Linked DNA regions of Homo sapiens: region 2 is linked to region 1. The links are chromatin contacts, found by Hi-C or POLR2A ChIA-PET in ENCODE. All regions are on one chromosome and are shown on one strand. The core of a region is the stretch at or near the end of the contact, and the rest is flanking DNA. Distances in the headings are between cores, read along the strand shown. Region 1 holds the start of TMEM171 (transmembrane protein 171). Region 2 holds the start of TMEM174 (transmembrane protein 174).

Region 1 (4,567 bases), core at 1,457-3,956:
TCACCTTCTCAGAGATGCCTTCCTTAACTCCCCTATTTAAAATGGGGTGCTCCCCAGTCCCCATCTGTGATTTATTGTTCTCCCTGGCACTCAATCACTTTCTAATTCTCTGTATAACTTACATATTTTATTGCCTTTCTCCTCAATAAAATACAAGTTCCGTGTTTTATTGGTAGTTGGTAAATCTGTGCTGGCTAAATACATGAACACATGCCTCTGCTTTATGCTTCTACAGTCACTGAATTCGAGGTTTTTAATCTTGTTCTGATGCTGTTTTTCTAAGGATTCGGTCTGGCTTTTATCTTTTTCACTACCACACAGGCCAGGGAAGACCACTAGATAGTGACCAGGCCACGCAGCTTCTCTCCTAAGGCTAGGTGGGCTACAAAGATAAGTACCTCAAAGGCTGGTGGGTATGTCTTTCATACATAATCGATGATCAATTTCCAAGGAGTTTAATTTAGTCAAACAGGCTCTCATAGACACAAACAGTGAGAACAGCAGATATACCAAGTGGAGGCTAATCTGATTGTCCTTGGTGCCAGGATATTCAAGTCTGTCATGGGTGGTGAGCCTGCAGTCATGTGGCACCAGAGGGGCAGCTGTATCAACAGGCCCCTTGCAGGCCTGCACATGACATGGCCAGAGATTCAGTTTCAAATAAGGGGGAAGGGAAGAATGAGTAGGGAAAGGACAAGGAAACCCTTTTGCACAATGAAGAGTTGTTCACAGGCCTGTGTCAGAGGGGACAAATCCTATAATGAGGGCCTGAGTTCTTAGAAAGCCAGTGCCTGCTGTTGTACAATCCACTCTTGGGTATCTGCCCATTCGCTGGACATGCTTTGGTGCCCTTCCAGAAGGTGGTATACCTTGACACTTGGACCAGGAAGGATATCTCCACCCCAAACATAGATTACTGCAATGTCCTTGGGACACAGTGCCTGTATTGTTATAATAATCTAAACGTGCTTGGCATCACAAGGCCATGAGGGCGTTTTCTGGGTTCACAGCATGGTGTGTTCTCTGAGTGACAGGTGTGCTGCGGGAGAAACACTGAATGGTCAGCGCATCTGCATCTGGCTCAGGCCTTCTCTGCATGTCAACCAGCTGCAGAGGTTACTTTACCTCTGTCAGCCTGGACCTCAGTTTCCTCAACTGACAAATGACTGTTTTTCTCAGTCTCCTGTCCCCTGCTGCCTCCAACCTTTTCTGAACTGCTGGAGAGATGTAGCAAAGAACCACAAAGCAAGGGGTCGTGAGTGTTGGCATTGTTCATTTCGACAGTAATCAGGGCTGTTAGTTATGGCGGGGATTTACAGAGGTCGGGCACCCTGGCTATGAAAAAGTCCACCTTTGGCCACCCAGGCAAGTGCCCCACCAAATTCCAATGGCAAGAACTTGTCCGTTCTGCCTCCCTGGTGAACCCTAAAGCCCAGGTAACCCCCTCCCCTCTTTACCTCTCTGACTGGTTCTTTAAGTCTCTTCTCACCTCTGATGATTAGCTAAGCCTGCTTCATACTTTACCTTCAGTGAGCATGACCAGGAATCTCTTGTTGTATCAGGTAGGTAAAGTGCTTGCTTGCACATTGAAAAGTTTCATCCATTGGCCTTAACTCTAGATAGGGTTTCAGGCAAGGCAGACAGGAAGCTGAGAAGAGAAGGCAGGGCTGGGAAGTCCCCGTGGCTCAGGGCACCTCTGCGCTTGGGCAGAGAACCCTTGACTCACCTTCCACCGTGCCCTGACCCCTGGTGTGGAAACTAGCACAGTTGGATCCGTATCACGTGTCACGGGGCTGGTTACAAATAGCACAGGGATTGGCAAACTCATCCCGAAACTCCCGGTTCAAGGGCAGGGAAAGTTACCAGTTTAATTCCGGCAGATCATTAGTGGTGGAGAACCAGGAAGGGGGTTCTATCGCAAAGGAGGGCTGTGCGCAGACACGTGGGTGCGGGAGGGGCAGAGCTGGTCCGGCGCGGGGCTTGCCGCGTCTCGGCCTCAGTCTCGGAGCCAGGACCTCAGGCCTGAATGGCTGGGTGTGGAGGGCCCTTGTCTCACATTCTGTAGAGCGCACGTCGTCCCGTGACCTGGTGGCTCCATATTCGATGGGGAGCTCGCAGCGAGTCGCTTCCCTCTGTAACCCCACTCCAGGTCTCCAGAGCAGTAGGAGGGCCACAGGGCTGCTGGGTGTAGTCGCCCCGGACCTCGCGGTGGCCAAGGCCAAGGCGGCCGGGGCACGGTACCCTGTTCGGCCTGGGCCGCAACCACGAAGGAGGCGGTGGAGGCGGGGGCCGGCGCTTCCTCCGCGCCCCCCACGCCGCCGCTCTCTCGCGCCCCTATAGAACTGGGCCTCAGGCCTCGAGGGGGAGCGGGCCTCGGCGGGCGGGGCGCACAGTTCCGCCAGCCGGCGGGGGCATCTCAACTCGCCGGCCCCGCCAGGTGTGCGGGCCAGGCAGCCGTGGAAGGTGCCCATTTCTCCCAGATTCCTCGCGCGCACGGCCACGAGCGCGGAGGCTGCCAAACCCGCCAGCCCTGGGTTCCGAAGCCGCCCCTGGCTCTCCATTCCCTCGCGGGCGCGCCCCGGGCCCCCAGTGGCGGCCAGCTCCCACCGGTCGCTCCTGCACTGCCCTGCCCTGCCCTCCCCGGGCCGCCGCGCCCGCGCAGCACCGCCTCCTTCTCTAAATACTGCCGGGTCCGCCCTCCGCACCAGGACGCGCGGTGGGTAGGGTGCAGGGCGGCCGGCGCAGCCGAGGCCGCGTGCGGAGGCGGACGCCGCGCCCAGCCAGTGCCCACAGCAGCGCGGTCAGCCAGGCGCCGGACCCAGCTTCAGGTAAGCTGCCCCGGCCCGCGCGCCTGCGCCGGCGGCGGCGGGTCGGGCGCTGAGCTGTGCGGCCAGGCTGGGCGCGGGGAGCCGCGGCAGCGCGGAGGCGCTGGGTATCCGAGCCCAACCTGCGTCCCTGCGAGCCCCTCCGGCTGTTGCTTGCGCTCGGGCTCCCTAAAAGCCGCAAACCGATTTCGCACAGAAGGCATTTGCCTCTCGTTTCGTTCCCCAAACGCACCATAGCTTTGGACGTGGAGAGGTGCTGTGAATTTTGGAAATGTCTTTTGGAAAACCAATAGGAGTGTTGGAGAGGGGAGTTTGGCTTTGGGGAGTTTAAGTGTAGGGTGGTGTTTGGAAAAGGTTTCATTGCGAGTGAATGTGGGTGTCTTTGTATCCGTTTGTGAGTGCATCTGTGGGAGAAGGAGAGAGAGAGAGTATTTCCACACTATTATGGATCAGAGGTGAACACTCAGCCAGGTGCTCCGTCCACTAGTCCACGGACAAGAAACTACAGATTCAGTTTTGGGCTTCTATTTACTGGTGTTTGGGAATTTGCCTTAAGACAGTTGAAGCCTTGTGACTCACTGCAAAGTTGACTATACTGGGAATAAATGAATTCCTGATAGGACTTTGCAGCCGAGAATCACCCTTCTCTTTCTTGTCTCCGAAACCGCAAAAGAGATTGCATGATTCAGGAAAAAAATTAAAACAACAACAATAACAAAAAACCAATATATATAGGTTTCAGGACTCTCCATCGTTTCATTCCACTGAGAGTTTTGGAATGTACTCCCTGTAGGATAAATGAGGACTACTGTATACTCAATATGAAATTCTTATTCACTGCAGGATGTTACTGACTTAATAAAAAATGGGAAGATTAAAAAATTAGTGCAATGCTTTGTCTCAGCTTAACTGCATCTGTATATCAAGTTTTTCCAAGTTTGAAATGAAAGCTTTTTTCCCTCCTATATTTCCTTTTTTTCTCCAACTTCCTTCTGATTCTATCATACTTTTTCCTGGAAAAGTTTTTCCCAGTGTAAGATTGCCTGTTTGCTTTCTTTACCTAAACTGACCTTCCCTCAGTGTGATTTTGGTTTGTCAAGATCATCTTGGGCTTAGGGCCTCAGTCTTGAGTTCCTTCATGGGACCATGGATGTGAGCGGCACAAAATATTTTAAAAGTTTTCTTTCCTTGGGCAGGTGAAAATAGTCTTCACGATTTTGGATTGTCTTTGCAATTGCAGGACCTGACTTACGGGGTCCTGGTAAAATATCCCATTCATTGGAGTAAAATAAGATAACGAGATAATTAGGTCAGCTCTGTGTAAGCTAGACAACTCTTTAACAACCACTTGGCATATTTAATATATTATACCCCTGAAGTACAGGGCTTGGGTGATTTTCTGGAAGGTGCTTTCTCACTTGATTCCACTTATACTATTCTTTCAAAGCCAAGTTCCCCCCTTCCACCCATTTTGTGCTTTATAACTAGCAGTTTTATTGGCTGCTTGTTTTTTAACTGAGTCTCAACCTCTTTGTGGAAGTAGGTGACACCATGGAGGAGGGTGAGTGAGAGGCCACACCAGCCTTTGGGTACCTGTCCACTCTGAAAATTGAGCTCCTGTTGACCTGCTGTGCAACACTTTCCAGGGTCATCCCAGATCCAAGCAACTGGGTCACCAGTCTGTGCTTGTTGAGAACCCAAGAACCATTTTGTTTTGTTTTGTTTTGTTTTTGGCAGGGTCT
Region 2 (4,567 bases), core at 1,029-3,528, 53 kb after region 1:
TATAGAATTACACCTGGTACATAGTAAGTATTCAATAAATGTTTCCCCTTCACTCATCAATTGAGATGATCGTGTGTTGTTTTTTCCCCTTCATTCTGTGAATATACTGCATCACATAGATTGATTTTTGTACGTTGAACCAGCCTTGCCTTCCACTTGGTCATGGCATATAGTCCTTTGAATATGCTATTGAATTCAGTTGGTTAGCTTTAAAAAAAAATTGCTATTTACCATCTAGACAGAGGTGGGGCTTTTGGAAGAAGCAGCTGAGTCAAACGGACCTTGAAAATGTAATTGGAGAACTTTCTGATCTTTCTGCTCTGAAAGCAGTTCCAGTTTGCATTCATGAGCTGTCTAAAGGAGGGTGATCTGTTTCCTCTACTCTCTCAGGCTTCCCAGTTATTCTTAGTGGATATAGCTAAAGGCAAATGGAAAACATAAATTGAGTGATTTAGAAGACAGTTTTGAGATCCTAGCTTTTTTCTAAATGTCAGGGATTGTTTTGACTGTTAACTTAGGAGTTAAGAACCTGAAAATAATGGCAGGCTAACTTACCAGAAATTTATAGTTAAAGAGAAAATCTGGCTTTCCTGGATCTCTGATCTAGCTCAGTGGGAAAAAGGGCAGCCTGTTCCTATAGCAACTCCACTCCAGCCTTGCTGCTCCAAGGCACATCCAGGAAGATACCTCAGGGGTCACCTGCTTGCTTTTCCATCTGTTTGGCAGTGAAGTAGGAGATTACAAGCCTTGTCCTGTAGCAGGGAGAGGCATTTTCATGGGGAAAAATGTCCTTTGGTCTCCTAGAAGCATTTAAGGTTAACCTGGGGTTGGGTTTCCTAAGATTTCTTGATGATGAATCACCTGAGGTCCTTCCCTTGGATATTTGGTTCTGTTGGTCTGAAATGGGAGCTCACATTTTGTCCTTTAAAAAAGTGGCCCATGTGATTTCTTTGTCAAGGGAAGTTTAGGAAGCCCTGCCTTAGGGCAAGACGGCAGCCCTCTCAATTCTGCAAAAGGAGCTAATATAATATTTAATTACTGCAGAGAGCATCGGCTTGAATAAAATCTGTCTAGGAAGGAAAGAAGGCTACAGTTATTAATCAGTGGAGGAAGAAACTCATGGGGCTGTTTGGAAGTTTTGCAGTCATGAATGACAGATAATGTTATTGAAAATTAAACTGTCTTCTCTACATCAACTTGGGTTTGGTTGTAAAACATAGTAGGTTCCAAAACACAGCTGGTTGTTTCACCTTGAAGACCAGGAACTGTGTGGCCACCATGGAGGGAGGGTCCGAAGCATGTGTCCTAGTGAGCCAGGTCATATCTGATGCTTATTCAACCACTGGCAGTGATGCAGTGCATAAAAAGGTTTCCTATGACGTTGTTCCTCTCCCAAAGCTGGAATTACTCCCCAAACGCAGAAAGCAAAAGGCATGTGGGGCTGGCCAGAAAAGAACAGGATCTCAGGGCTTTGTGAGAACTGTTATTAAAGTTTAAGTATCATCACAGCTAGGGGTTCTTGAAGTAGATAGGAATACACACGCAGTCAAGAAATAGGTGTCTGTCTATTCCTAATGAACTGAACCACTAGGTAAATCAGGTTAGACTCCTGTGCATGTGTGGATATATCAAGGGCCCCATTCACTGCTGGAGACCCTTGAGGGAGCTCTGCCATTTCTACAAAGTTGGGTAGGACAAAAACAGGGTCTTATGGCAGCGTCTTAAATTGCTATAGAAGAGTACCTCCTGGGGCCAAGGCAGGAGGAGCACTTGAGTCCAGGAGTTTTGAGACCAGCCTGGTCAACATAATGAGACCCTATCTCTACAAAAAATTTTAAAAATTGGCTGAGCATTGTGATGTGTGCCTGTAGTCCTGGCTACTGGAGAGGATGAGGTGGGAGGATCGCTTGACCCAGGAGGTTGAGGCTGCAGTGAGCTATCATTGTGCCACTGCATTCCAGCTGGGTGACAGAGTGAGACCCACACCCTAAAAAAACAAAACAAAACAAAAAAAAGAAAAGAAAAGAAAAAGAAAGAGAAAGATGGGCTCAATAAGTTAATTTTTGAATGTGTGAATGAATGAATGTGAATTAGAGAGACAGCTTGTCATTGACTTGCAAAACAGAGACCTCCACTTGTTGACAATACATGAGAAAACTTCAGGCTTCATTTCTCAGACCTTTATTCTTCTAAACAAGGTCCAGCCCTCTGTGTGTTACACCCTGTTAAGCACAAGCCCTAAGTTCTTCTATAACTAATTTGGACCTGTGATTCCTTGGTTCTCACAATCCTCTCCACTCTAAGAAGCAGGGTGAGCCCACAAGGAGCAATGGAGCAGGGCAGCGGCCGCTTGGAGGACTTCCCTGTCAATGTGTTCTCCGTCACTCCTTACACACCCAGCACCGCTGACATCCAGGTGTCCGATGATGACAAGGCGGGGGCCACCTTGCTCTTCTCAGGCATCTTTCTGGGACTGGTGGGGATCACATTCACTGTCATGGGCTGGATCAAATACCAAGGTGTCTCCCACTTTGAATGGACCCAGCTCCTTGGGCCCGTCCTGCTGTCAGTTGGGGTGACATTCATCCTGATTGCTGTGTGCAAGTTCAAAATGCTCTCCTGCCAGTTGTGCAAAGAAAGTGAGGAAAGGGTCCCGGACTCGGAACAGACACCAGGAGGACCATCATTTGTTTTCACTGGCATCAACCAACCCATCACCTTCCATGGGGCCACTGTGGTGCAGTACATCCCTCCTCCTTATGGTTCTCCAGAGCCTATGGGGATAAATACCAGCTACCTGCAGTCTGTGGTGAGCCCCTGCGGCCTCATAACCTCTGGAGGGGCAGCAGCCGCCATGTCAAGTCCTCCTCAATACTACACCATCTACCCTCAAGATAACTCTGCATTTGTGGTTGATGAGGGCTGCCTTTCTTTCACGGACGGTGGAAATCACAGGTATGGCGTGTCTACTGGGGGAATGCACTCCTTCTAGCCATCTCCGTCATGATCTGTGGCTGTTTGGTCCATGAATAAGGTGTTGGGAGACTGTGAATCTCTTCTTAGCCTGTTGCCCACGATGGCAGCCTTGGTTCTGTGAATGGTGCTTTGGACCATAATGTACCTGTGTTTTCTGCTCACATTTCAGGCCCAATCCTGATGTTGACCAGCTAGAAGAGACACAGCTGGAAGAGGAGGCCTGTGCCTGCTTCTCTCCTCCCCCTTATGAAGAAATATACTCTCTCCCTCGCTAGAGGCTATTCTGATATAATAACACAATGCTCAGCTCAGGGAGCAAGTGTTTCCGTCATTGTTACCTGACAACCGTGGTGTTCTATGTTGTAACCTTCAGAAGTTACAGCAGCGCCCAGGCAGCCTGACAGAGATCATTCAAGGGGGGAAAGGGGAAGTGGGAGGTGCAATTTCTCAGATTGGTAAAAATTAGGCTGGGCTGGGGAAATTCTCCTCCGGAACAGTTTCAAATTCCCTCGGGTAAGAAATCTCCTGTATAAGGTTCAGGAGCAGGAATTTCACTTTTTCATCCACCACCCTCCCCCTTCTCTGTAGGAAGGCATTGGTGGCTCAATTTTAACCCCAGCAGCCAATGGAAAAATCACGACTTCTGAGACTTTGGGAGTTTCCACAGAGGTGAGAGTCGGGTGGGAAGGAAGCAGGGAAGAGAAAGCAGGCCCAGCTGGAGATTTCCTGGTGGCTGTCCTTGGCCCCAAAGCAGACTCACTAATCCCAAACAACTCAGCTGCCATCTGGCCTCTCTGAGGACTCTGGGTACCTTAAAGACTATAAAACAAAACAAAACAAAAACATCAAACCAATGAAATAAAATAAATCATGTCTCCTGCTAGAATAGTATTGGATACCTGACTAAATTACACAAAATAGACCATAATAGGATAGCGCTGTGAATACATCCTTCCCGATCACTGAGTCACAGTGACCCTTGGCTGCTGCTGTTCTCTTCTGCAAGGTTGAAGCTTGACGTGTGATGAACATGGGTGGGCTCTTGGTCCACCCCAGGCTGGGGCCTGCGCCAAGCATGAACTAGCTGGGACCAGTGGCTGACAGAACACAGGACTTCCCTAAGTACCCGTAGGTCTGTGGAGCAAGACAGAGCAGAGTTGCCATGTCAACACATGGGGAATGATATGATAGAAACAATCTTTATGACTAAAAGAAACTCATCTTCTTCATTAAAAAAACTTTGGTGTCCTTAATCTCTCTGAATTTGGCTGTGTAATAAACAACTGGAACTGACTCACAGACTTTAGAAGAGACAGTTTAAAACCATTAGGTTTTAAAAGAAAATATTTGCTTTGGGCTTCAAAGGCAATGCCACTCAAGGTAAGGGTGGTACATCCTAAAGGAAGACACAGGATTAAGCAATTCTTAAAAAAATTTTGACATAGCGTTTGTATATGGAGCAACTTTTACTAATTTTGATCAGAAGTATCTAGGTTTCCAAGGATATGAGTGAAGTAAGCTTGGTATATTATTGTTGTCATTTATGTTATATCTTGGGGACAAAACCTTTTCACATACACTGTCATGTTTG

What was found. A loop is a pair of places that touch in the nucleus more often than their neighbours do. ChIA-PET counts read pairs that join two places held with the same protein, here RNA polymerase II (POLR2A). Pooled maps may share reads with other maps.
Region 2: a map of endothelial cell of hepatic sinusoid shows a loop between it and region 1 (2.9-fold over the local background). The contact joins the promoter of TMEM174 here to the promoter of TMEM171 in region 1. A Hi-C loop is called at or near these places in 2 of 168 maps with a recorded cell type or tissue (endothelial cell of hepatic sinusoid and endothelial cell of umbilical vein) and 8 of 50 pooled maps. POLR2A ChIA-PET finds 5 or more read pairs at or near these places in 4 of 52 experiments (AG04449, Caco-2, activated CD4-positive, alpha-beta memory T cell and 1 more).

The regions. Positions count from the first base shown.
Region 1 is chr5:73,117,869-73,122,435 of GRCh38, forward strand. TMEM171 (transmembrane protein 171) reads left to right here and starts at 2,707. Exons shown (of 4, transcript NM_173490.8): 1 at 2,707-2,828. LOC124901001 reads right to left here and starts at 2,623. Exons shown (of 2, transcript XM_047417978.1): 1 at 1-2,623. The coding sequence starts at 2,561. The coding sequence ends at 1,860. RefSeq lists an enhancer at 1,546-2,097.
Region 2 is chr5:73,170,915-73,175,481 of GRCh38, forward strand. TMEM174 (transmembrane protein 174) reads left to right here and starts at 2,279. Exons shown (of 2, transcript NM_153217.3): 1 at 2,279-2,955; 2 at 3,146-4,229. The coding sequence starts at 2,330. The coding sequence ends at 3,251.